Linked DNA regions of Homo sapiens: region 1 is linked to region 2. The links are chromatin loops, found by intact Hi-C in ENCODE. Cell type or tissue: ascending aorta. All regions are shown on one strand. Each heading gives the region's core, and the rest is flanking DNA. Links, peaks and the distances in the headings are about the cores only. Region 1 overlaps TNRC6B (trinucleotide repeat containing adaptor 6B). Region 2 overlaps TNRC6B (trinucleotide repeat containing adaptor 6B).

The links. A loop is a pair of places that touch in the nucleus more often than their neighbours do. Peaks named below come from ENCODE experiments on the same cell type or tissue, not always from the same donor. Only the 100,000 strongest peaks of a DNase experiment are listed, where the experiment ranks them.
Region 1: it touches region 2 in a loop (2.1-fold over the local background); 12 of 110 quality-filtered maps call a loop at or near these places.

The regions. Positions count from the first base shown.
Region 1 is chr22:40,217,169-40,229,867 of GRCh38, forward strand. The region is part of intron 1 of TNRC6B (trinucleotide repeat containing adaptor 6B); the gene reads left to right. Among named protein-coding and RNA genes, the nearest start is that of TNRC6B, 46 kb to the left of the region's middle. RefSeq lists an enhancer at 11,023-11,524. In ascending aorta, for the core only: no CTCF peak of the experiment used is centred there; a DNase peak (open chromatin) is centred at 3,775; H3K4me3 peaks cover 899 bases; H3K27ac peaks cover 4,776 bases.
Region 2 is chr22:40,260,749-40,276,608 of GRCh38, forward strand. It overlaps TNRC6B (trinucleotide repeat containing adaptor 6B), which reads left to right. Exons shown (of 23, transcript NM_001162501.2): 4 at 1,084-1,425; 5 at 3,940-6,288; 6 at 9,374-9,532; 7 at 12,677-12,852. It overlaps LOC124905121 (a long non-coding RNA gene), which reads right to left. Exons shown (of 2, transcript XR_007068107.1): 1 at 15,783-15,860. Among named protein-coding and RNA genes, the nearest start is that of ADSL, 78 kb to the right of the region's middle. In ascending aorta, for the core only: no CTCF peak of the experiment used is centred there; no DNase peak of the experiment used is centred there; H3K27ac peaks cover 3,201 bases.

The DNA of each region.
Region 1 (12,699 bases), core at 446-8,445, 50 kb before region 2:
TCTTCATTACTGCATCATTAGCATCAACCTTTTTTGTAGTGAATAAAAAAGTAGAGACTACTTCTTAACACATGTCCTACGTAGCAGTTCCCAAATTATTGTTTTGTTGAAGTTGGATTTTTACTAATTCTCTAAAAGCACCATAAAATGTAGTGCTGAAAGGAACCTGACATTGTGTAGCCCAGTTTCTTTTCCCATAAGTATGACCCCAAGCAAGTGAGTGGCCTGCCCAGGTCTCGTGGGGTGTCAGAGGCAGAACTTGGGCTCCTGGCACCCTGCTCATTATTTTGGTCACAGTGAGGACCATAAACCTACTACTACGTGTAAGGCAGTGTTGGGAAGGGACAAACAATGTGACTGTGTACATTAATTTCTTTTTAAACTAGTCTTCTAGAATTTACACATCCAAATCCATGTTGCTTTTAAAAAGTAGACTATGCAGATGCTGAAAAAGATGCCTCAGCACTGGTTTAGTCTGTCTGAAAATAGTTTCAAAACAGTTTGAACCAAGAAAATATTACTGAGGCCTGGTGCGGTGGCTCACACCTGTAATCCCAGCACTTTGGGAGGCCGAGGTGGGTGGATCACCTGAGGTCAGGAGTTCAAGACCAGCCTGACCAACATGGCAAAACCCTGTCTCTACTAAAAATACAAAAATTAGCCGGGCCTGGTTTCGTGTGCCTGTGGTCCCAGCTACTCAGGAGGCTGAGGCAGGAGAATCACTTGAACCTGGAGCAGAGGTTGCAGTGAGCCGAGGTCACGCTACTGCACCCCAACCTGGGCGACAGAGTAAGACTCCATCTCAAAAAAAAAAAAAAAAAATTACTGAAATAAGCACAGAACCCTCCAAGGTAACTGCTTTAAAGAGGACAAAACCTATTTGTCTCAGTGAATTCTACTGTGATTGTTACAATGGCTGACATTTCTTTATACTGTCCTTTACAGACTATGGCTACTAATATCAAAGTGCTTGTAATATTCTTAGAGATGATGACCCAATTTGATAATATTAGGAATGATTTTTAAAATTTTTTTATATAATAACTCATTGATTACCAAGTGATAGCAAGAACTAGGCATTCTGAACAGGAAAAGGAAGTGCTACCTGGAGAGCTTTTGTGGGCAAGAGATGATTTTTTTTTTCTTTTTTCTTTTCTTTTTTTTTTTTTTTTTTTTGAGACAGGGTGTTACTCTGTCACTCAGGCTGGAGTGCAGTGGCATGATCGTGGCTCTCTGCAGCCTCGACCTCCTGGGCTCAGGCAATCTTCCTACCTCAGCCTCTTGAGTAGCTGGGAGTAAAGGCATGCTCCCCAATGCCTGGCTAATATTTGTATTTTTTTATAGAGACATGGTTTCGTCATGTTTCCCAGGCTAGTCTCGAACTGCTGGGCTCAAATGATCCACTCGCCTTGGCTTCCCAAAGTGCTGGGACTACAGATAGGAGCCACTGCACCGGGCTGAGGCAAAAGACTCAAGTTAGCTGCTGGTAAAGACTGACAGACATTCTTTTTATTTCTTTGTTTAACAAGCATTTATTTAAGTGCCTTTCTTGGACCAAGCATGGGCGGCACAAGATGACCAAAGAAAGGCAGAAGGTGACAGATTACAGTTGGATTCTGGTAACAGCGAGTACAAGTCTCTTCAGGGAGACATAGAGGAGATGGGGATAAAAGTTGAGGCCACGTGAATGTCGAGCTTTTAAGAGCCAGCCAAGAATGTTGGCTTGATCCTGATGGGAAGGATGGAGTCATTGGCAACAGTGGGACACTTTTGAGGAAAAGCAGGCATAAATTAGAACTTCCTGGGCATTCTGAGAAGCAGGTTCACTTGCCTCTTGAGTTTTCAGGCTGAGCTAGGCAGATGACATCATACACACAAGCACAAAAGTATTAAGTTGCTGTCAAAGGCTGTTACCTAATGAAAAGTCAAATGGACTTTGTTACAGTCACCCATTGTATAGGATTTGTTTACCTACCAGTTCCTCTCCCTGGGAGACCGGGCTGAGCCCCTTGAAGACAGGCTATGTCTGGTTCACCTCTGTATCTATACCCAGGACCAATAGCACTTAGTACATGGGCAGTAAATACTTGCTTTAAAGAACGAGTAAGTGCTCCATGCTTTCAGGACTACACTGTGGAAAAGGAGAGCTTGGAGTAGGAAGGTATATGAAGGAGCAAGAAAGTCATTTATGGAGGTGGGAATGACCTAAGCAAAGGTCTAGGCTTGGGAATGAAGACAGGAGGCCAGCAGGAGGGTGGACAGGAGGCCAGCAGGAGGGTGGAAGTTCTTTGATTGCAGCCCAAGGAAAGGATGAGTTCTGGAAAGGATAGCAGGGGCCCTCCCTCCCGGTCTGTATGGTTCAGGCATTCACCGTGCCCCTCACGCCACATCTGTTCCATCTTCCCTGCTGCCTTTGGCTGAGGAAATTGGTGTCCGTGGTGGCCACCCAGACCTCCTTCCTGCGCTTCACACTCAAACAAGGCTGTTCCCCATGTCTTGGGTCTGTCTTTCCTCTACCTGGATCGTTCTTCCCCATGGCCTGGTCTCAGCATTGAGTTCTCAAATGTCCCCCCTTCCCTCACCTTATCCGAAGGACCCATTCCCCGTCCTCTCTACATTCTGTCCTATTACCCTGTCTGGTTTATTTTCTTCCTAGTATTGATTACTACTGGAATCCTCATATTCATCAGTCTGCTGGTTTAATGCCTGTTCCCTTTACTGGAATGTAAGCATGATTTTGGTCTTTTTCTCCTCTGTCCTGAGTACCCAGAACAAAGCGTGGCCTATGGAGGACACTAAATGAACGCATGGGGGAAAAACGGGTTTTATTGCAGAGGGAGACCCTTTGTTTCATACAGATCGTTTGTAAACTTAGATATTTTATTAGCAACAAATTATGATAGAGCTTACAAACTCCTTGAGAATCGCTGCGGTAGTAGGTGGGGGTGGAGCTTCTCTAGGCAGCATTTCAGTGTGTCCTAGCTTGGATGCTGTGGCTTCCCGAGCTCTGAATCTATACTGCTTACTCTGGGCTTATGGAGTGTGTAGCAGGGAATCCTTGTTGAAGGATCCCCAAACCCTTGATAGCCATGGACAGCCCACAGTGGTCATGGAGCCGGAGCCAGAATGTAATTCCCAGTGTGACCAGGAGCTAGAGTTTAAGTCAAGGCAGCAGGTATACTCAGGTGCATTTTCCATTCCCTTTGAGGGAGGGGTGGAGGTTTGAGCCCCCTCCACATCCCACCCCATTGGGGTGCCTTTGTCACTCTTGACAGCTTTAGAGTGACTTAGATGGGAGATTGGTGGGGAGGAGGGGGGGAGGGGCACTGTTTGAATCTACCCTGCTGGAGGCACTGAATAGTTTTATAAGTATGTGTACACTCTATTGTTCAAGTGTTTGCTTAAATCACTGTATCTTCTTAGAAATTTTTGTAACCTTTTGGTTAGCACTGTTACAGTTTAGTTTTGATGCTCGGTGTTTCATTTCCCATCTCCTTTCACCTTTGTTTTTTAAAAAAGCAAAAGATGCACGTAAAACAGTGGAAAGCTTAACTATAGAAACCCCGAGTTGGCCAGGAGAATTGGCAGGCGCTTGCTTTCTTCACTTTCCCTTCCCTTTTAAAGCCTTTGTTTTAGGAAAAAGGAAATTGGTGTGTTTGGAGAGCAGTTGTTAGCTTTTCAAGACTGGACTCGTTGGTCTAATTTGGTAAGGGCCCAGAACACGTCCCATGAAGTAAGGGAAAAATGTGAAGCTGAAGCCGGCATGTGGGGGAGAGCTAACAACTGGACATTTTCACCCAAAGCCCCGCCTCACATGCCTTTAGCCAGAAGGCTTGGCTATTTATTTCTGGGAAGCTTTAGGTTTCCTACTGATGATGGCATCCCCCCTGGTGTCTGGGATGTTCCCTGCCCCTCCCTCCCAACTCTGTCGATACCTGTAGCATTCCTTCTTGGGTCTGGGCACTGAGTCCAGGCCATGTGTGGAAGATTCCAGTTCTTTCACCATTCCATGTGACACAGCATGGCGGGTAGTTTCTTTTTTGTCAGGACAACTGTTTCCTTCTTTGAGGTGTATGAATGGTTTGTAGTACGTACCTGGGTTCCTAAGATAGATCTCGACTGTCTAGCCTGAGTGTCTAGCTATTTCAGGAACAATGTTGCTACACCAGTTGAGTGCTCAGGAACTAGATAAATGCAGATACGTTTAGTTGTTAATTTTCTCTCTCAGATAATTCATCTAGCTGAAGATTTTTGGCTACCTCTGTTTTCTGTTTATTTTTTATCTTTTTGAGACAAGATCTTGCTTGGTTCTCCCGGCTGGAGTGTGGTGGCACAATCACTGCTCACTGCAGCCTCAACCTCCCTGGCTCAAGTGGTCCTCCCACCTCAGCTTCCTGAGTAGCTGGGACCACAGGTGTGTGCCACCATGCCCAGCTAATTTAATTTTTTGTAGAGATGGGGGTTCCGGTATGTTGGCCAAGCTGGTCTTGAACTCCTGGGCTCAAAGTGATCCTCCTGCCTTGGCCTCTCAAAGTGCGGGGATTACAGGTGTGAGCCACCACACCTGGCCCACCTTCTTATTGCCCCCCCCCCTTTTTTTTTTTTGACTCCTGTCTACTTTCCTGCTGCCGCTTGCTCCAAGGCTCCCACTGGACATTCTGCCCAAATACCTGTCCTTACCCAGGTGTTCTGTGTAGGAGAATGAGATGGTCACTTGGTGAGCAAGGAGTCCATATGTGGGGGGCTTGAATGGAAGGATCTTAATGCTTCCTGTCCTGAAGTGATGTTGTCCTGGCCCACCCATCTCATTTTTTACTTTAAAATGTACCAGAAGGTAGGATGACTTACATCTAACTCACTTTAAGCCCCGGGAAAAGTGGAGACCAACTAAGTCTTGCTGTCTGGAGACCTCTCTGACCCATCTCTGTTGGGCAGTATTTTGTCTTCACGCCGTCTCGTAGTCCCTTCCTAAAAGTAAAAATAGGGAGTCCCTGGAACCTCTTACTTACCCATTTGCGGTCTATTGCTGAGGAGGGTTTAATTGATGGCCACTCTAGGCAACCCACATCTACATGTTTGGGGAATCTTAAGTCGCCTCTGCGTACCGCTCTACAGAATGCTGAGGTGTCAGGAATAAAAGGGGCTTAAAGGGGATGCATAGATGAAAGGGAAGTTTTGTGGCTATTTGAAGGCCTTACTAGGACCAGAAGAAAGGAGGAATGCAGTCCAGGCAGGGAAGTGCGTGAGCCAGAGGGCCAAGGAGGAATGGGGCTTGTGTGAGGAAATGGGGAGTTCTCAAGGAGGAATCCTAGGGTCCCTGTGGCAAAGCCTAAGGTGGCCTTTCTTCTGAACTCAGGACAGCATTCCAGTCTTGACCACTCGTTTGACTTCCAGATCCGTATCTTGTTCAAATACAGTGGATTATCTTCTTTTTACTTAAAGTTTTTATTTAAATTCGAGATAATTATATATTCAAATGCAGTTGTAAGAAATAATCTCTTTTATCCTTTTATGCAGTTTCCCCCATTGGTAACATCTTGCTGTATTCTCTCTCTCTCTCTTTTTTTTTTTTTTTTTTTTTTTTTTTTTTTTTGAGACGGAGTTTTGCTCTTTTGCCCAGGCTGGAGTGCGGTGGCATATCAGCTCACTGCACCCTTACCTTTGCCTCCCAGGCTCAGGCAATCCGCCTGCCTCAGCCTTGTGAGTAGCTGGGACTACAGGCGTGCACCACCACTTCCAGCTAATATTTATATTTTATTGTAGAGTTGGGGTTTCACCACGTCACCCAGGCTGGTCTCAAACTTTGGGACTTGAGCAGGCCACCCGCCTTGTCCTCCCAAAGTGCTGGGATTATAGGCATGAGCCACCACACCCAACCTGTATTATATTTTTAAAAATTGAATGCCTCTAGTTTAAAAAGGTATATAGTTGTGTTACAGCCAATAGCATTTCCTTCTCTGACTCAGTAGTAATACTAGGTTTTTTTTTTTGAAACGGAGTTTTGCTCTGTTGCCCAGGCTGGAGTGCAATGGCGCAATCTCGACTCACCGCAAACTCTGCCTCCTGTGTTCAAGCAATTCTCCTGCCTCAGCCTGCTGAGTAGCTGGGATTATAGGCGTGTGCCACCACACCTGGCTAATTTTTGTATTTTTAGTGGAGACGGGGTTTCACCTTATTGGTCAGGCTGGACTTGAACTCTTGACCTCGTGATCCGCCTGCCTTGACCTCCCAAAGTGCTGGGATTACAGGCGTGAGCCACTGTGCCCGGCCAGTTTTTTGTTTTGTTTCAAGGAATCTCTGTTCACATATAAAAAATTGCGTAAAAGCCCCCCTTTTCTTACGTACATGATATCATCAAGTACACATTTTTTGCATCTTGCTTTTAAAACTTAACACCTTATCTTGAAGACTTATCTTCCTTAGTACAAAAAGAACTGCTTGTTATAATTGCATAGTATTCTCTTGTGTGGATAAGGTATAATAACGTATTTAACCAGTCCCCTAATTGATGGACTGTTTCTGATCTTTTGCCGTTACAAACATATTTTGCAGTGAATATCCTTTGCATATATAATTTGCCACATGTGTAATTCTTTTCCTGTGATACATACTTAAAAATAGGATAGCTGGGTCAAAGACTGTACACTTTCATTTTGATAGGTAGCTGCCAAATTGTCCCGTACAGAGATTGCACCCGTTTATATTCTCATCAGCAATGGTATATGTGAATGCCTTTTTCTGTGTTACCTTGGACACAAGGTAACTGTGTGTTACCACCAAATTTTGTCTTTGCCAGTTTGGTCAGTGAAAAGCGGTATCTTGGTGTACTTTGGTGTTGTTTTGTTTTGTTTTTTTTGAGACCGAGTCTTACTCTGTTGCCCAGGCTGGAGTGCAGTGGTGTGAACTCAGCTTACTGCAGCCTCCACCTCCCAGGTTCAAGTGATTCTCGTGCCTCAGCCTCTCGTAGCTGGGACTACAGGCATGAGCCACCATGCCCGGCTAATTTTTGTATTTTTAATAGAGACGGGGTTTCAACATGTTGGCCAGGCTGGTCTCGAACTCCTGACCTCAGGTAATGTGCCTGTCTCAGCCTCCCAAAGTGTTGGGATTATAGGCGTGAACCACCATGCCTAGCCTGTCTTCGTATACTTTGAATACTCTATTCCCTTATAGAGAATGCAGTTGATCTATATCTTAGGAGGCTATCTTTCCTTTTCTGTGAACTGTCTGTTCATTTCCTTCACCCATTTTTCTTTTGTATTGTTGGTCTTTTCCTTGTTGATTTGTAGGAGTTCTTTATGTATTATGAAACCTAGCTCTTTGAGATATAAATGCTGATTTTTTTCCCCCAGCAACAATGACCTTGGTGGATTCTATCATAATACTTGTTTTGAAGCATTTCTGTAGTCAGATGTAGCTGTCATTTGTTTATGGCTTCTGAGTTTGTATCATAGTTAGAAAGTCTTTGTTCGTTCTGCATTATGAAAAGAAAAATCAGCCACAGGTTTTTCAAATGCTTTAATGGTTGCCTTCCCAGCTTTCTTCTTTCTCTCCTTTCCCTTCCTTCCTCTCTTCCTCCCGTTTAAATACTTTATCCATCTGGAGTTTATTTTCACGCAAGGTATGAGGTATGGGTCTGATCTTATGAAGTCGTGTGTGGTTCTTGAGTGCCTTCTCCGGGCGCCGTGTGCCTCATCCCTCTGTTACTCATCACCTTCTTTGCTGATGCAGAGTAGGTGCTTGATGTGGAGGAGGAGGTGGACCCTGCTGCCAGAAGCAGTAGCAGCTCATGTGCTTTGTATTGTTAGGTGCTTTCCATCCATTATTTCTAATCAACACAGCCTCTCTTCAAGATAAGTAGTATATAGCTCCCATTTTACAGATGACAAACTTAGATGCCAGATAATTTGCCCAAGCTCCTACCATTGTAGTGTCCAAGATACATAAAATTTGATTTTAAAGTGTCAGACTCCAAAGGCTGTGCTTTTTCTCTTGGCCTGGCTGCAGTGTAGCAGGGGAGCACCTTGGAAGAGGCATGTGCTTATTGCAGTTGACCATGCTTGAGTACAGGATTTTGAGAGATGGAGGCAAAAGAACTTTGAAGAAGGTGTTGGAGGGGTCCGGAGACACAAAGAAATACAAAAATACTGTATGCACTCACTAATACAGTCCCTAGATCAATGATGTGTAGAAAGCATAATGCTCAACTGAAAGGAGAAAAAAATCCTTCTCATAGCTTAAGAGAACCTGAAGTGTCCTCTCAGAAAAACATATTTGAGGCCGGGTGCAGTGGCTCACGCCAGTAATCCCAGCACTTCGGGAGGCTGAGGTGGGCAGACCACTTGAGGTCAGGAGTTCACGACCAGGCTAGCCAACATGGTGAAAACCCATCTCTGCTAAAAAAATTTTTAAAATAAAATAAAACTTAGCCAGGTGTGGCGGCGTGTGCCTGTAACCCCAGCTACGCGGGAGGCTGAGGCAGGAGAATCGCTTGAACTTGGGAGGCAGAGGTTGCAGTGAGCCAAAATCGTGCCACTCCACTCCAGCCTGAGCGACAGAGTGAGACTCCGTCTCAAAAAAAAAAAAAAAAAAAAAAAAAGAAGGAGAAGAACATAGTTGGGATAGCTGTTACTCAGATTGTCTATTAAAGATTACAGGGGTAGATCATTCACAGAACATTTCCCCTGGGTTACCTAAGTAGAAATTAGGTGTTGAACTGTGTGTATAGAGACTTGGATGTCATTTTAAATGGAACTGGGCATCCTGTAACTGATCCTGAAGAGTTAAACACAGGTAAATGTTGGCTTAGTTGTTATCAAAATGCTGTATGTAAATCACTTTTTAGATTTGAAGTCATTTTCTCACTGGTGTATAATTTTAGTTGAAGAATTGGGTCATGTAAGTTCACAAGTCAGCTTTACTCTATAGTTTTTGATTACTATTAAACATGCTTATCTTTCAGAAATATACATTTTCGTCAAGGTAATTCAATTATTCAGCTTGCTAAATTTAAATGACAACTGCTGGCACACAAGAACACGACTTTCCATTTTTACTATTCTGAAAATAGAGCACAAATTAAGAGCATTGAGAAGTAGGGTACGACTGTCACCTGTGGAGTCTTGAATTCAGAGTTGATTTTCTTGTCTGCCGATTTTTTTCAATACCAAGATAAGTGTCACAAATAGCACCCTTTCTCAGAGGATTTCCAGGATTCGAATAACAGACACAAACTTAATAAAATGACAGTAGTGCAGCATAATCAGGAAGCCCACCTGCCGTCAGATCACTTGTTTGCAGTAGATACCGTGTGATCTCAGGAGCAGAGTCCACATCTCTTCCATTTATTTTCTAACATAAAATTCTTGGTTTTTTCTTAAAGCGTAGATCTGGAAAGGTGTGCAAAAATCACCTTCCTTGATGGACTGCATTACAAGTCTCCTCCAATCTTGTTAACTGGATATGCATCCTCCTAGAGTTGAGAACACATGGTCAGAGGAAAATCAAATGTATCATTGTTTGAATTCACTTATTTTTTGATTCCTTGCCTGTGATTAATGCTTTTTAAAGATCTTCATGCACACTATTTAGCTCCATTTCTTCTGTGTGCATATGCAGCCCTGACAGAGACTTGGTCATTGGTCAGTGAGAGAGGAGGGCCCAGAGCCTGAGGGGAGGGGCTCTTAGTTGAGTGCTCACCTTCCTGGTGTTGAGAGGCAGGAGGCCTCCTAGAACCACTAGTTTTTGTTTTTGTTTTTTGAGACAGAGTCTTACTCTATCACCTAGGCTGTAGTGCAGTGGCACAATCTCAGCTCATTGCAGCCTCCACCTCCTGGGTTCAAGCCATTCTCCTGCCTCAGCCTCCCAAGTAGCTGAGACTACAGGCATGTGTCGCCACACCCAGCTAATTATTATTATTATTATTATTATTATTATTATTATTATTATTTGTATTTTATTAGAGATGGGGTTTTGCCATGTTGGCCAGGCTGGTCTCAAACTCCTGACCTCAAGTGATCCACTTGCCTCAGCCTCCGAAAGTGCTGGGATTACAGGCTAATTTTTTGTATTTTTAGTATAGATCAGGTTTTGCCATGTTGCCCAGGCTGGGTGCAAACAATCTGCCCACCTCAGCCTCCCAAAGTACTGGGGTTATAGGCGTGAGCTACCACACCTAGCCTGAAATTACCTTTTTTTTTTTTTTTTTTTTTTTTTGAGACAGAGTCTGGCTCTGTTGCCCAGGCTGGAGTGCAGTGGTGCCATCTTGGCCTCCCAGGTTCAAGCAATTCTGCTGCCTCAGCCTCCCAAGTAGCTGGGATTACAGGTGCATGCCACCACACTGACTAATTTTTGTATTTTTGTAATAGAGGTGAGGTTTCACCATGTTGGCCAGGCTGGTCTTGAACTCCTTACCTCAAGTGATCTGCCCAGCTCGGCCTCCCAAAGTGTTGGGATTACAGGTGTGAGCCACTGCACCTGGTCCTAAAATTACCTTTTAATGGAATTTCAATTTACTGTGATTTTGATGTTGAACTGCTAGCAATCTGATTTCAAAGGTCAGTTATTATTTATTCTTTCAATAGAAAAGAAAAACTGTGTCGAACCATATGTGGAGGAAAGCAGATAAAAAAAATGCAACATGAAAAGGAAAACACCTGAATGTTTAGAAGAGCTGTCCCACCAGTTACTGTTATAAGTTCTCAGTTTTTCTCCTGAATAATATGTGCCTCAGAGCTGTGGATTCTGGTTGATAAACTTATTTTCTCTCCTGTTTAGGAGCCATATTTCATCACTTTTCTGTAGAGAATAGTTCTTTCCAAGGCCATAGCTAAGACCGCTATTCCTCATCTTCTTTTTAGTTTCTTCGCTGTCAAGTGCTGACGGTAGAGTGCTGCTCTGGCTTTTGTGGGTTGGTCTGGCCCTTAAGGTGTAAACATAGTTTTTAGCAGTTCCAGATTATAAATATTAGAGTATGTGAGCCAGGAGTGGTGGCTCATGCCTGTAATCCTAGCACTTTGGGAGGCCGAGGCAGGCGGATCGCCTGATGTTAGGAGATTGAGACCAGCCTGGCCAACATGGTGAAACCCCGTCTCTACTAAAAATACTAAAAAATTAGCCAGGTGTGGTGCTGGGCACCTGTAATCCCAGCTACTCAGGAGGCTGAGGCAGGAGAATCGCTTGAACCCGGGAGGCGGAGGTTGCAGTGAGCCGAGATTGTGCCATCGCACTCCAGCCTGGGCAACAAGAGCAAAATTCCGTCTCAAAAATAAAATAAAACAAAAATAAATAAATAAACAAATAGATAAATGTATGTATGTTAGAGTATGTGGTATAAGCCCTCGTTGAGAAGCTGTTTCTTTTTTTTTTTTGAGACAGAGTCTTGCTGTGTCGCCCAGGCTGGAGTGCAGCGGCGTGATCTCGGCTCACTGCAACCTCCGCCTCCCAGGTTCAAGCGATTCTCCTGCCTCAGCCTCCCGAGTAGCTGGGACTACAGGAGCCCGCCACCATGCCTGGCTAATTTTTTGTATTTTTTTTTTAGTAGGGACGGCGTTTCACCATGTTAGCCAGGATGGTCTCGATCTCCTGACCTCGTGATCCACCCACCTCGGCCTCCCAAAGTGCTGGGATTACAGACATGAGCCACCGCGCCCAGCCCCAGGAGGCTGTTTCTTAGCCTGTTTGGATATTTGTAAAACCACTCCTAATTTCAGGCTGTTGTTAGAAGCATGGCATATTAATTGTAATGTATAGGAAAGTACTTTCAGGAGTAAAATGTGAGGTGTGAGGTGATGTTAAAGATTTATTCACTAAATCTTACATTAAGACCTAAGGTGTCCTTTGAACCTAAGGTGTCCTTTGAAGTCAAGCAAAACCGTAAGAATGGTTAAAAAATTAACAGCTTTGGTTCAATTGCCTTATAAACACATAATATAGGTATTACTGATCGAAGGAAAGTTCAGTGAAGATGCTGGTAGTTTACAGCACTCCGGAGAATTAAAACAATGAGATGTAAAGGTAACAGCTCTAAAAATTCAGACATTTGCCTTATTAAGCTCTTTTCTACAAGAGACTTCATTACATTGAAAAATGAAACCTGGCACCCATCCTAGGAGAATTATCTGTGCAGAAGTTCTGATTTACAGATTTGTGATCTTAGGGAACAGTGTGCACACCCAGGGTGAAATTTCAACTGATAAAGGGATCTCACTTACGGGGCTGTGTCATTCAGGGTTCTGCCAGGGAAATGGGCCATTCCAGGTATCCCTGTAGGAAAGGCTTTTTTTTTTTTCTCTCTCTTCTTTGTTTTTCCTTTTACCTCCTTATTGAGGTATTATTGACATTTACAATGCGGTAAGTTTCAAACGATGTATGCAAAAGATAGTTAATATGTCCTTCACCACCCTCTGTCTCCTCTTGCCCATTTATCACCCCTCTCTGCCACCCTTCTCTGCCCCTTCTCCACCCCAGATAACCATTGATGTGCTTTCTGTCACCATAGATTAGTTGACATTTTCTAGAATTTTATACAAGTGGAATTGTTCAGTAGGTACTCTTTTTTGTGTGGCTTCTTTTACTCAACATAGTTATTTTTAGGTTCATCCATGTTGTGTTTAACAATAGTCCATTATTTTTATTGCTGAGTAAGTAGCATTCTGTTGTATATTCCACCTTAATTTGTTTATCCATTCACCTATTGAT
Region 2 (15,860 bases), core at 6,901-14,900:
CCACTGTTGATTTAGGGGAGTGAATGTTGATTGCTTCCCTCTCCGCCTTAATTAATGGAATGTATTCCATGACCTTGCTGTGTTTAAATTCTTGTCACTGTCAGCCGCCACCTTCATCCTACCTTCAGCAAACTGGAGAGATTGTGGAGAATTTGGAAAAACTGTTTCCCTTGAGAGTAGAGTAAAAGGAGAAGTTACTTTGTTAGAATTGGTACCATGTAAGCTTTCTTACAAATAATCTTAGCCAGGGTCTGGGTGTGGTGGCTCACACCTGTAATCCCAGCACTTTGGGAGGCCGAGGTGGGTAAATAGCTTGAGTTCAGGAGTTCGAGACCAGTCTAGGTAGGCAACATGGCAAAACCCTGTCTCTAGAGGAGGAAAAAAAAATTAGTTGGGCATAGTGGTGTATGCATTGTAGTCCCAGCTACTCAAGAGGCTGAGGTGGGAGGATCACTTGAGCCCTGGAGGTAGAAGTTGCAGCAAGCCAAGATCACTGCACTCCAGCCCGAGTTATACAGCAAGACCTCATCTCAAAAAAATAAAAAATAGGCTGGGTGCAGTGGCTCATGCCTGTAATCTCAACACTTTGGGAGGCCAAGGCAGGCGGATCATGAGGTCAGGAGTTCAAGACCAGCCTGGTCAACATAGTGAAAACCTGTCTGTACTAAAAATACAAAAAATTAGCTGGTTTTGGTGGTGGGCGCCTGTAATCCGAGCTACTTGGGAGGCTGAGGCAGGAGAATTGCTTGAACCTGGGAGGCGGAGGTTGCAGTGAGCGGAGATTGCACCACTGCACTCCAGCCTGGGCGACACTCACACTGGGTGACAGTGTGAGACTCCGTCTCAAAAATAAATAAATAAATAAATAAATAATAATCTTGGCCAGGCACAGTGGCTCACTCTTGTAATTCTAGCACTTTGGAAAGCCAAGGTGGGAGAGTCCCTTGAGCCCGAGTTCAAGACCAGCATGGGCAACATGGCAAGACCCCATCTCTAAATAAAATAATAAAATTATTTTTAAAATTTTTAGAAAAAATGTATTTGATGTATTTCAAAGACTGTTTCCCAACCCCTCTCTTTTAGTGCCCGAAGTGACGAAACCAAGTTTAAGCCAACCAACGGCCGCCAGCCCAATTGGCAGCTCTCCATCGCCACCAGTCAATGGTGGCAACAATGCCAAAAGGGTGGCAGTGCCGAACGGACAACCGCCAAGCGCCGCCCGCTACATGCCTCGGGAGGTGCCGCCGCGATTCCGTTGCCAGCAGGACCACAAAGTGTTACTAAAACGTGGGCAGCCCCCTCCACCGTCCTGCATGCTCCTTGGGGGTGGGGCAGGGCCTCCTCCCTGCACAGCACCTGGAGCAAACCCAAACAACGCACAAGTGACAGGAGCGCTGCTGCAGAGTGAGAGTGGGACTGCGCCAGGTAAGGCACCCTGTGAATCGAATGCATGGCAGCTTGACAGAGAGAGAGCACTTTGTTTGCATTGCTTGATGTAAAGTCCAGGAAAGCCATTCATTATATAAACCACTGGGATTAGTCAAAAGATGAGAGAGGATCCTAGTATGCGATGTGTATTGGTGATTCTTGGAACTGAGGTTTAGTGTTCCGTAAGTGTGTGCTCTTGGCATAAGGGCTAACTTAACTGCTGTTGCTTATTATTTTGGGGGCCTTTTTTCCTTCTCAGACTAGAGTGTTACAAATTTGAGCCTCCATAGTTCCACCGTCATATGTGTTCAGGGCATAATTGGACATGGGGCTTGTGCGAAGGCGAATCTTTAGATGCCTGTGTTATGTTTCCAGAATGCTAGGAGGATAGAGAAAATGATTTGCTACATTGCAATATAGAATCTTCGGAGGATTCTAAAATAATACTATAGTTTTTAAATTAGATTTTTAAACTCAGTATTTCTTTTTGTGGGCCCTGGATTTTGAGCTTTGTTAAAAACTGTATGTAGAAATAAGGGATATTTAGCTGAAAGGTTCTACTAGAAGTTTTGAGAGTTTTTGGCCGGGCACGGTGGCTCACGCCTGTAATCCCAGCACTTTGGGAGGCCGAGGCGGGTGGATCACCAGGTCAGGAGATCGAGACCACCCTGGCTAACATGGTGAAACCCTGTCTCTACTAAAAATATAAAAAAATTAGCCAGGCATGGTGGCGGGCTCCTGTAGTCCCAGCTACTCGGGAGGCTGAGGCAGGAGAATGGCGTCAACCCAGGAGGCGGAGCTTGCAGTGAGCCGAGGTCGCGCCATTGCACTCCAGCCTGGGTGACAGAGCCAGACTCCGTCTTAAAAAAAAAAAAAAAAAAGTTGTGAGAGTTTTTAATAGATGAATACTAAGTCAACTAACAGCTAAGAAATTCTAAATATCTTTTAAAGTTTATTAACAGATTTCAACTTAAAATGTCTTTTGGGGTGATATTAAAATTCAGAGCTTGAATACCATTAGGCATTGGCAAAGATAATGAATTGATGGTTGTCACCAGTAGGATGCTTTATTTGAGTTCTGAGTTTAAACAAATAATTGCCTAGAAAATTTGGTCACCATCTTGCTGTGTGCAGAGTAAGGATGGAAAGAAACCTCGTGGTGACACAGACTTCCTGCAGAGATAAGCCCTACCCATGGCCTTTCCTTCCTGGCTCTCCAAACCAGCTGCAAAAGGAAGCATGTGAAGGGGCAGGCCCTGTCAGGCGGAGTTTCTGCAGCCGAGTGTAGCCAGGCCTAGGTGGAGACTGGGGTCCAGTGTGAGTCAGAGTCCACATTATTAAAACGGAGGAGGCCCCTAAATCTCGAGTTTCGGTTTCTATGCTTTTTATTTTTCTATGCCTCCGTATAATACTTTTTGAAACTTCAAATTGATTAAAAGCTGCCTGGTTAAAGAAGCCAAAATAAATTTAGAAGAAATGATCTCATTAAAAACATGTTTTTCCCACCAAATATGGTAAATTCCACCAAAATATATGGTGAGCCAGACTCATTTAACAGATTAAGTTCCTTGGGGTTGTGAACTCTGCCTAATTCATACTCATGTGACACCCCTGCCACCCTGGGCACCTAGCTCAGTGGCTCAGTGGGTATTCATCATTCAGCAGATGCTTACTCCGCAGCATTGTGCTGGCTGCTGTGTGGAATTCTAACGTTAGCAAGTTAGGGTCTCTGCCTAAAAGACGCTAACATGGGGAAGGAAAGTTGTGAACATGGTGCCACAGCACTGAGCAAAATGGCTCTAGACAGGGAAAGATTATTTTCAGGTGATGAGCTTGAAAACAGCTTCGCAGATGAAATGACACTTGAATTGGGCCCAGAAGGATGAGTAAATTTCACTGTGTGAATTCAGCAGGAAAACACAGTAGGTGCCAACGTGAAATGGTGCCAGAGTGAGAAGGCACAAGTTGTGGAATGTCAAGTAGTATCGAATATTGACATCTACATAGGAGGTAGTAGAAGATAAGACTAGAAAAGTTGGTTGGTCCCAGGTCATGGAACATCTTGATGACATTCGAGGCCAAGGAGTTCAGCTTTATTCTTGTGCACTAAGGAACTGTTGAAGGTTCTCCATACAGCAGTGATATAATCAAAAGTGTGCTTTAGAAAGATTGCTCCAGCCAGGGGTGTTTAGAGTAGGTTGAAGATACAGAGCAAGTTTAGAGTGCCATTGCTATTGCCTTGTCCCAAGATACAAGAAGGCCCTTCTCTGTCAATAGGAATGGCAAAGGACGTAGCTTTGAGAGAGATGAAGTTAGACTTAACCGGTGTAACACAAGGCAAATGAAAAAAAAGAGATGACTAAGACAGTTGTGATACAAGCAACTGGGTTGAGAGAAACTGGCATGTGATCAGCTCTCCTAAGGGCAGAGCTCAAAGGAGAGCCCCTTTGAGGGATTAATGGGTAATGAATGCATTTGAAGCTGTGATTAATAAGATGATCTGTTCCCCAGACTCAACCCTTGGAGGTGCTGCTGCTTCAAATTATGCAAATTCCACTTGGGGCTCGGGAGCCTCCTCCAACAACGGCACCTCCCCCAACCCAATTCACATCTGGGACAAGGTGATTGTAGACGGGTCTGACATGGAAGAGTGGCCTTGTATTGCCAGCAAAGACACTGAATCTTCTTCCGAAAACACCACCGATAACAACAGTGCCTCGAACCCTGGCTCTGAGAAGAGCACTCTGCCAGGAAGCACCACTAGTAACAAAGGAAAAGGGAGCCAGTGCCAGTCTGCAAGTTCTGGGAACGAATGTAATCTTGGGGTCTGGAAATCTGACCCTAAGGCTAAATCTGTTCAATCTTCCAACTCTACTACAGAGAACAACAATGGACTAGGAAATTGGAGGAATGTGAGTGGTCAGGATAGAATTGGACCTGGCTCTGGCTTCAGCAACTTTAACCCAAATAGCAACCCATCTGCCTGGCCAGCACTGGTCCAAGAAGGAACTTCTAGGAAAGGGGCATTGGAAACAGATAATAGTAATTCCAGTGCACAGGTTAGCACAGTAGGTCAGACATCCAGGGAACAGCAGTCAAAGATGGAAAATGCGGGTGTTAATTTTGTTGTCTCTGGCAGAGAACAGGCTCAAATTCATAACACTGATGGACCAAAAAATGGAAACACTAACTCCTTGAACTTAAGTTCACCAAACCCCATGGAGAATAAGGGAATGCCCTTTGGAATGGGCTTGGGGAACACCTCCAGGAGCACTGATGCCCCTTCACAAAGCACTGGAGATCGAAAGACTGGGAGTGTTGGATCTTGGGGTGCAGCTAGGGGGCCTTCTGGAACTGACACAGTCTCTGGACAAAGCAATTCTGGAAACAATGGGAACAATGGAAAAGAGAGAGAGGACTCCTGGAAAGGAGCTTCTGTTCAGAAATCAACTGGGTCAAAAAATGACTCTTGGGACAACAATAACAGGTCTACGGGTGGGTCCTGGAACTTTGGCCCCCAGGACTCTAATGACAACAAATGGGGTGAAGGGAACAAAATGACATCTGGGGTCTCTCAGGGAGAATGGAAACAGCCGACTGGGTCTGATGAGTTGAAAATTGGAGAATGGAGTGGTCCAAACCAACCAAATTCTAGCACTGGAGCATGGGACAATCAAAAGGGCCACCCCCTCCCTGAAAACCAAGGCAATGCCCAGGCTCCCTGTTGGGGAAGATCTTCCAGCTCCACAGGAAGTGAAGTTGGAGGTCAAAGCACTGGAAGCAACCACAAAGCAGGAAGTAGTGACAGTCATAACTCTGGCCGTCGGTCGTACAGGCCCACACATCCTGATTGTCAGGCTGTCTTGCAGACTCTTTTGAGCCGAACTGATTTGGACCCCAGGGTGCTCTCAAACACTGGCTGGGGCCAAACTCAAATTAAGCAGGACACAGTGTGGGACATTGAAGAGGTGCCAAGGCCTGAGGGGAAATCTGACAAAGGAACTGAGGGGTGGGAGAGCGCTGCCACACAGACCAAGAACTCAGGGGGCTGGGGAGATGCACCCAGCCAAAGCAATCAAATGAAGTCTGGATGGGGGGAGCTCTCAGCCTCTACAGAGTGGAAAGACCCCAAGAACACAGGAGGCTGGAATGACTACAAGAACAACAACTCTTCCAACTGGGGAGGAGGACGACCTGATGAAAAGACACCTTCCTCTTGGAATGAGAATCCCAGCAAGGATCAGGGGTGGGGAGGTGGACGCCAGCCCAATCAAGGATGGTCTTCTGGAAAGAATGGTTGGGGGGAGGAAGTCGATCAGACAAAAAACAGCAATTGGGAAAGTTCTGCAAGTAAACCTGTGTCTGGGTGGGGTGAAGGAGGGCAGAATGAAATCGGGACTTGGGGTAATGGTGGCAATGCAAGCCTAGCTTCAAAAGGTGGGTGGGAGGATTGCAAAAGATCCCCAGCATGGAATGAGACGGGCCGACAGCCCAATTCCTGGAATAAACAACACCAACAGCAGCAGCCCCCACAGCAGCCGCCGCCACCACAACCAGAGGCTTCTGGTTCGTGGGGAGGCCCACCCCCACCACCTCCAGGCAACGTTCGACCTTCCAATTCCAGCTGGAGCAGCGGGCCACAGCCTGCAACACCTAAGGATGAGGAACCCAGTGGTTGGGAAGAGCCATCCCCACAGTCAATTAGTCGGAAAATGGACATTGATGATGGCACTTCAGCATGGGGAGACCCTAACAGTTATAACTACAAGAATGTGAATCTGTGGGATAAGAATTCCCAAGGGGGCCCAGCACCTCGAGAACCAAACCTGCCCACCCCAATGACCAGTAAATCGGCATCAGGTAAGCAGTGGCTTTCTCTTGCAGCTTTTGATGAAGAAAAGGAATCCTAGACCAAGGCATTTTTATTAGGTGAATTTATTCAACTTAGTTTTGTTCTGAGATGCTTTCCTACAGTTTCTACTCTGTTGCTAACAGAACCTCTTTTTATGAAATGCTAGTGATGGCAGATGCTGGTAGTACATTTTAATGTTCTTTCTTGGCAAAAGGAAAAGATGACAACCCTGTGTTAGTCCCCAAAATTATTTTTCTGTAATTGTATTGGTCTGCAGAATCCAAAAGACATATCTTGCCAAACAAACTATGTTCTAGATTTTAAAATAAAGAATTAAAGTAGTAGCAGAAATAGACCTGATTTCCATTCTGGTTCTACCCATGGACATGTCTCTGCTTCTGTTTCCCCAGCAAAGGGAAATAATTCTGTGTTTTTCCAAAGGCCATGATGATGCTGAAGCAAAGCTGGATCTGGAAGGTTTCAGTCTCTTTCTGGATGATTTTTAATGATTACCTCTGGAATGGGAGTACTTTGTATAAGAGATTGTTATCTCAGTCCTAGTGAGATGGCTCACACCTGTAATCCCAGCACTATGGGAGACTAGGGCAGGAGGATCCCTTGAGCCCAGGAGTTTGAGACCAGCCTGGGCAACCTAGAGAGACTTCAGTCTCTACAAAAATATTTTTTAAAAATCAGACGGGTGTGGTGCATGTGCATATAGTCCCACCTACTCTAGAGGCTGAGGTAAGAGGATCGCCTAAGCCCTGGAGATGGGAGGCTGTAGGGAGCTATGATCTCACCACTGCACTCCAGTTTGGGAGACAGAGCGAGACCCTGTTGCCAAAAAAAAAAGAGCGATTGTTAGGATAGTCAGTTGCCCAGAATTAAACTTTCTTCCGTCACTATTTGAATAGGAAACATCATACCTGGTAAAAGTAGCAATGGTAATGCCATTCTTAGTTTGTCATTGTCAACTTGAATGTCCCTATAGAGCATATAGTTCAACAAATTAAGGGGGATGCACCTTTCAGTCTTTTTTTAGTTAAAATTAATATTAAGAACCAGTTTTCTTTTTTTGAGACAGAGTCTCACTCTGTTGCCCAGGCTGGAGTGCAGTGGCACGATCTCGGCTCGCTATAACCTCCGTGCCAAGTTCAAGTGATTCTCTTGCCTCAGCCTCCTGAGTAGTTGGGATTACAGGCACCCACTGCCATGCCCAGCTAATGTTTGTATTTTTAGTAGAGACAGGATTTCACCATGTTGGCCAGGGTGGTCTCAGACTCCTGACCTCAGGTGATCCACCCGCCTCAGTCTACCAAAGTGCTGGGATTACAGGCATGAGCCACTGTGCCCAGCCAAGAATCAGTTTTCTCCGAGTACACCTCTAGTGTTCAGCTAATCCATTTGTGGCCTCTTAGAAAAATGATTACTTTTAACTCATTCTTTTTTCAAGTATTGAAAAGAATGAGGAAGGAAATGAAGATTTCTCACTGGCTCCCCATGCAGAATAAAACCTGCTAAAATTTTAAAAAGCTACATCCACATAGCAAAAACCTTCAAACTGTGTGGAAAAGCAAAAGATAGTCAATAAAATAATCTTTGGCCAGGCGCGGTGGCTCACGCCTGTAATCCCAGCACTTTGGGAGGCCGAGGCGGACAGATCATGAGGTCAGGAGATCGAGACCATCTTGGCTAACACGGTGAAACCCCGCCTCTACTAAAAAATCGAAAAAATTAGCCAGGCGTGGTGGCGGGCACCTGTAGTCCCAGCTACTCGGGAGGCTGAGGCAGGAGAATGGGGTGAACCCAGGAGATGGAGCTTGCAAGTGAGCTGAGATCACGCCACTGCACTCCAGCCTGGGCGACAGAGCAAGACTCCGTCTCAAAAAATAATAATAATAATAATAATAATAATAATCTTAACCCCTAGGGTCTCTTCCCAAAGGTAATCTCTTAGAAGTTTGTGTCCCATTCAAAAATTTTACAGAGAAGGGATTGTACTTCGTATACTGTTCTTCACCTTGCTTTTCTCATTATACTTATAGCTTCCAATTTTAGCACATAGTCTGCTGCTTAATTGCTTCATATACAGTATTTCTTTTTTTTTTTTTTTTTTTTTTTTTTTGAGAGGGAGTCTCACTGTCTCCCAGGCTGGAGTGCAGTGGCGCAATCTTGGCTCACTGCAACCTCCACCTCCCGGGTTCAAGTGAGCCTCCTTCTCAGCCTCCCGAATAGCTGGGATTACAGGCATGCGTCGTCACGCCCAGCTAATTTTTGTATTTTTTGCTGGAGATGGGGTTTTGCCATGTGGGTCTGGCTAGTCTTGAACTCCTGACCTCAGGAGATCCACCCGCCTTGGCTCCTAAAGTGCTGGGATAACAGGCGTGAGCCATTGTGCCTGGCCTTTACACAGTACTTCTTTTATGGGTGACCCACAATTGGTCTAACCAGTCCCCTTGTGGTGGATATTTAGGTTGTTTCCAAATTTTTTCTATCAGTGATGCGGTGAGTATTGTTATACATGTAATTTCACCTATTTTTACAAGTATATTTATGGTATAATTTTCTGGCAGCCTGGGCATGATGGCTCATGCCTGTAATCCCAGCACTTTGGGAGGCTGAGCCAGGCAGATCACAAGGTCAGGAGTTTGAAGCCAGCCTGGCCAATGTGGTGAAACCCTGTCTCTACTTAAAAAAAAAAATACAAAAGTTAGCTGGGTATGGTGGCACACGCCTGTAATCTCAGCTGCTCGGGAGGCTGAGGCAGGAGAATCGCTTGAACCTGGGAGGTGGAGGTTGCCATGAGCCAAGACCACGGCATTGCACTCCAGCCTTGGGGATGGAGCAAGACTCTGTCTCAAAAAAAAAAAAAAAAAAAAAATTCCTGGCAGTTGAGTTACTGGGTGAAAAGTTTAATGTGCATCGGATTTTTTAAAAAGTAGCATTGCCAAATACCCCTCACATGAAAGTTGAATCTATTTACATTTCTACCAACAGAATATAGGCATGCCTGTTCCTTCCACCTTCACCCCACTGGATATTATGGCATTTCATTTAACAAATGATTCTTAGAGACATTTCCTTTCTTTATAGTCTGGAGCAAAAGCACACCACCTGCTCCAGATAATGGTACTTCCGCTTGGGGTGAGCCAAATGAAAGCAGTCCTGGGTGGGGCGAGATGGATGATACAGGAGCATCGACCACAGGCTGGGGGAACACGCCCGCCAACGCTCCCAATGCCATGAAGCCTAGTAAGTGTGAAGCTTTTCATTTTTGAGGGATCCTTTTTTTTTTTTTTTTTTAATTGAGACGGAGTTTCACTCTTGTCCACCCAGGCTGGAGTGCAGTGGTGCAATTTCGGCTCACTGCAACCTCTGCTTTCCAGCTTCAAGCGATTCTCCTGCCTCAGCCTCCCGAGTAGCTGGGATTACAGGCGCCCGCCACCACGCCCGGCTAATTTTTGTATTTTTATTAGAGATGGGGTTTCTCCATGTTGGTCAGGCTGGTCTTGAACTCCTGTCCTTGTGATCCACCCGCCTTGGCCTCCCAAAGTCCTGGGACTACAGGCGTGAGCCACCGTGCCCGGCCGGGATTCTTTGTTAAATGTTTGTCAAATGTCAGATTTGAGAATCTGACATTTTGGTGAGGGCTGTTTAGTTTTAAGCTGTTGATTCAATGAGATTCAGGACCTTGAGTGTTAAATAATTAGTTAATAGCAAACGGTTGTGGCTTGGCTTGGCGTTTCTTAAAATGTTTAAGGTGAATTAAAAATCATAAGTTAATTTTGTTTTAAATTTAGTATCTGGACAGAATTATAATTTTGATGTGATGCTCTTTTAGCCCAGTGACTATGTGCTCACCATATCTAGCTTGCATTTCTACTTGTTAGTATAATTTAAAACAAGAGTTCCTGGCTTTTAATGTGGAACACGATCTGTGCTGCCCAGTGACTTCATCCTTCTGCACCTTCCTTTGCCGTTGTCTCTCTTCCACATAAGAGCATTTCAGATTTTTTAAACCTGGCATAAATTTCACTTCAATTTTTTAAATGAAGAACGTCACACTTATTCAGAATCATTGAAAATCTAAAATCTAAGCTGTACTTGATCCAGCTGGTGATGTGTGGTCACAGTAATGAGCAGAACTCTGTGGACTGAGGCTATGGAATGTCTCATTGACTGTTGCTAAATTCAGGTGCCTGTTTACACTTACTTTTGTAACTTTCTTTAAAATGTTCCAACATCTCTTTTCTACCATATAGAAGCAGATTTAAGGGATTATCTTTTGATTAAATAATGAACATTTCTGGAATGACCAAAATTCAAACAAGAAGATAAATTCTGTTAAGTTTATCACATTATATTCAGTACTCTTACAGTGCCACATAAGGGAATGTGATATTAGCTCTATTCTGGAAATTCACATGTGTGTATATGTAGTAATTTGACTACATTTTAAAAATCATGAATCTCCTCGACCTCATTAAAATAGTTAGCTTTATGAAAATTTTGTTTTTATCATTATTTCTATTGTGAAATCAGTCGTATCATCATGGGAAATGTAATCTAGTAGACTTGAAATAGACCCAAAATGCTGCAAGAAGATGTTAATCAGACCCTGGGCACAAAGAGATCCTTTAGCAGTATATTCAGGATTTTCATGTGTCTTTCCCAACCTCAGGATCACCTCTCTTCTATCACAAAACCACTTTTCCTCAGATTCTAAAAATGTCTTCTACTCTTCAGGATCATCTGTAGTTATAGCACACATCCTTTCTGTGGGTAAGTTAAATGTGTAATGTGCGGAAGAAAGGGCTAAACCATCATAGTCTACCAGTTGATGGAGACAGTTACCCTGTGATCTTCTGTAGCCTGTCTTAAATTTGATGTTATGAATCCTATGATTAAAAATTAGACCTCTCTTATCTTTTCTGTAAGAAACATTTGTTAGAAGTTTAGCTTTATCTCTCTAAAAGAAAGGTTCACTTGCATGTCTTCATTTTTCTAAAGGGGTCAGTGTGTTATTTATATTGGGTTTTTAGCTCGTGTTGCTTGTCAGTGGATGCTATAAAGCCTATGCTTGTATAATATAAATCATAAATATGGTATTATATAAATATATAATCCTATATACAGAGGCAGCAGTCCTGGTTATCAGCAGCACTTCCAGCAGCAGGAAGAGGAGCATCCCAACCCTCCCCCTTGTGCACAGACAGCCCCTTCCTGTGGCTACAATGAACCCCACTGGGAGACTGTCAGATTCACCTGGGCCTTGCTAGGGGATGAGATGCTACAGTTAGAAGAAATTAATTGCCCTGTGCCTTATGTACTTGGCCCAAACCTACTTGTCTATCATAGGCCTGATCCTACAGGGTGACAGCTGTCCTTCAAGGAAAGGCCTGGAAGAGCCAATTTTCTGCCCTTAAACTCTTCATATAAAGCTATGTACAAATCAGAAGACTTTCATAAATGTCCTGTCATGTGGGAGAGTAGAGGTGCAGATGGAAGTTTCCAGGCAAGAGAATGTGTTTCCTTTTCTTTCATCATTTTATACAGTATTTTTACTGCAAAGTATGTTTTGATTCTGTACAGTATTTTCGGAGGGAATTAAGGACTTATTCCAGTCTTCAAATTAAAGATCTTTGTTTAGAATGGGATACTGATGTCCCACTTCCTCAAACATTAAAGCCTCTTGGATTTCTCTCTGCTTTCCTTTCTCCTTTCCTCACATTTTTTCCTTCTGTCTTTTCAAAACCACTACGTATAAATTCTTTGCCTCTTTAGTATCTAATACATTTCAAGTGTGTAGTTCTAATACATTTTAGATTTCCATGGCTATATGTGAATTTTTCTTCTTTCACCATAATTCTAATATTCAAAAATGTTATAAAAAATTTTCCCCCTTTTCATGTTCTGTTCGTCTCTGCTTCACCCCAAGCAAGCTAGACAGTTGTCCTTTATCATACCTCGTATTTATAGTGTCCATTGTATATAAAGTACATACTGAATGGAGGATAAAACCAGGGCTACAGTAAACCATGTTCATTAAGAGGAACAGATTTATCTTAATTGAGATGTGAAATTTCTTGCCAGGAATGTTGTGATAAGTTCTTTTCAGTTTTGAAATTCCTGTCCAACTTTGTGCAAGGGAAAAAGCATTGATCCATAAATCAGGAGGCCTTGATTCTATGGTTTGTTAACTTTCTGTGTATCATTGAAGCTTTATGGATTTTAGTTTCCTGCTCTCTAAAAAATGAGTAATAATATTTGTCTTGCCATGGAGATGGAGTAGATAAAATTACAAAGACACGTAAATGCTGCATCTGCAAGGAATTATTATTCTGATGATTGTTTTATATAGCTGTTGCAAAGAGTTAATTCATTCTTTCCTTAAAGATTCCAAATCTATGCAAGACGGCTGGGGGGAGAGTGACGGGCCAGTCACAGGAGCTCGCCATCCCAGCTGGGAAGAGGAGGAGGATGGAGGAGTCTGGAACACCACTGGCTCTCAGGGCAGTGCTTCCTCCCACAACTCAGCAAGCTGGGGACAAGGAGGAAAGAAACAAATGAAGGTAGCCTGCTTAGAAATGTTCGCACTTGCTCATTCGCTCTGAGAAGGCAGAACTGAGGTTTTGTTTTGTTTGTTTTTGTTTTGAGACAAGTTCTCCCTCTGTCACCCAGACTGGAGTGCAGTGGGACAGTCACGACTCGCTGAGCAACCTCCTGGGCTCAAGCAGTCCTCCCACCTCAGCCTTCTTAGTAGCCGGAACTATCACCATGCCTGGCTAAATTTTGTATTTTTTAATAGAGACAGGGTTTCGCCCTGTTGCCAGGATGGTCTCAAACTCCTGGGCTCAATCCTCCTGCCTTGTCCTTCCAAAGTGCTGGGATTACAGGTGGGAGCTACCATGCCTAGCCAGAACTGAGGATTTTTAAATGAAAGGTGTGAGGCAACTGGGGTCCTCAAGGTCCTAAGTAAGGGGAAAAATATTTTCTTGGAAACAAATAACTACTTCCCTTTTACCCTTCGTCTTGCTTTCCCATGACCTTGAAACCTTGAACTATAAAACTGTTGCTGTGGGTAAAATGAAGTTTTCAAAGATACGAGATATTTTTCATTTTTAGTTTCCACATTATAATAATCTTTTGGAGGCTCTCAAGGCATACTTTATAAATGCTTTTGCATTCTAAAGCCAGAGAAGTCCTTCCAGTAAATCCCCATAGATATGTAGGAGGGAATCCAGAGGAAGATAATGCTGGCTTCTCCCGCGGCAATCAGCACGTCTTGATTTTATCTGATTTGGGAAATTCCAAGACCCAGAACCCTTCTCCCGACAAATGAAATACCAGTGAGTACTTGTGTGCTATAGCAGCTAAATGATTAATGATATCTCTTTTTTTTTTTTTTTTGAGACGGAGTCTTGCTCTGTCGCCCAGGCTGGACTGCAGTGGTGCAGTCTCAGCTCACTGCAAGCTCTGCCTCCCAGGTTCACACCATTCTCCTGCCTCAGCCTCCCGAGTAGCTGGGACTACAGGCAGCTGCCACCACGCCCGGCTAATTTTTTGTATTTTTAGTAGAGATGGGGTTTCACCATGTTAGCCAGGATGGTCTCGATCTCCTGACCTCGTGATCCCGTCCACCTCGGCCTCCCAAAGTGCTGGGATTACAGGCGTGAGCCTCTGCGCCCAGCCTAGCAGCTAGATGATTTCTCTACATCATGTACCAGGTTGTGTACTAAACTTTTCACCTTCTGTGTGAAAGTCCTCATCACAGTTTGATGAGGACTTTGGTTTTCAATCTAGAACAGTAGTCTTTGAGCCTGAACCAGTGTCTTCGCAGACCCTCTCTTTTTTCAATTCCAGATTTTCGTTTGACAAATAAAATAGTGGAAATACGAAATGGGCATCCAATACTTAACTTCAACATGAGAGTCTTGGCACCCTATGAAACGGTTCACAGCTAATATTCTCCCACGTTTCAAATACCAGATGCCATCTTAGAGGCCTTCCCATGTCTGAGGATTGGGCCTTCATCCCCTTTGCCCTTTGCCTATAGGACACTAATTTTGTAGATGACTCTTTCTTTTATAGCATAAGAATACAGTCTGTTTCTGTTTAGAGATGTTTTGCTTAAGCAGTCACTTACGGGTTTTCTTCTATTAAGAGCTTTTATTTCTTCAGTCACAGAAGGAATTATTCAGCAAACTTTTCAGCATTCCTTGCACTCTTAGGTTGTCTAGTGTGATTTTGGCTTTCTTTTGGTTATTTACAAATTAACAATGAGACTAAATTAACTGATTGAAAGGGACTAATAAATACCTCTCTAGGTTGACAACCAAGATTTAATTAAGTTAATTGGGAATTGACTCTTTCAGCCCCAGTACCAGTGATTCTGACTTTATATACCGAGGGCGTTTTTTTTAAAAATTGTGATAAAATACATATAACATATAATTTACCATAGCGTACATTTTTAAGTGTACAGTTCAGTGGCAATAAGTATATTCACATACTTATGTTGCCATTTACCACCATCTATCCGCAGAACTCTTTCTATCTTACAAAACTGAACTCTGTACCTATTAAACAGTAACTCCCCATTCCCCCCTCCCTCTAGTGAGGGCTTTTTTGACCTTAAAACCTGTACTAGCTGGCTGCGGTGGCTCATGCCTGTAATCCCAACACTTTGGGAGGCTGAGGCAGGTGAATCACCTGAGGTCAAGAGTTCAAGACCAGCCTGGCCAACATGGCAAAACCCCGTCTCTACTAAACCTACAAAAATTAGCTGGGTGTGGTGGCAGGCAGCTGCAATCCCAGCTACTTGGGAGGATGAGGCAGGAGAATTGCTTGAACCCAGGAGGTAGAGGTTGCAGTGAGCCGAGATCGCGCCATTGCACTCCAGCCTGGGTGACAAGAGCGAAACTCAGTCTCAAAAAAAAAAACCGCCCCCCACACACACACCAAAAAAACCTGTACTAAACTTAAGTACTTCGTCACTTTCAAGGATAATAAAATTGATTTGATGACTACCATCACGGGCTGGGCACGGTGGCTCACACCTGTAATCCCAGCACTTTGGGAGACCGAGGCAAGCGGATCACGAGGTGAGGAGATGGAGACCATCCTGGCTAGCATGGTTAAACCCCATCTCTACTAAAAATACAAAAAATTAACCGGGCATGGTGGCGGGTGCCTGTAGTCCCAGCTACTCGGGAGGCTGAGGCAGGAGAATGGCGTGAGCCCGGGAGGCAAAGCTTGCAGTGAGTTGGGATGGCACCACTGCACTCTAGCCTGGGTGACAGAGAAAAAAAAAAAAAAAGATAGCTATCATCACAACATAGAGAATTTTCACCTGTGAAATACACAACTGCACAAAGCCCCAGCCCACCCAGTCCTCTTCATAGTTCCCCCTGCTTCCCTCACAGAAGTGAAAGTGGAGCTCATGGTCAGTGCCTTGTTCAGGGGAGAAACTAGTTTGTCCCATTAAAAAATTAAAACCTACCTCTGCCCTACTTTGCCCAGGAGATCAGCAATGGTGTCTTCCACTAGGTCTCTTTACCACCAGGACCAATGTCTTTTA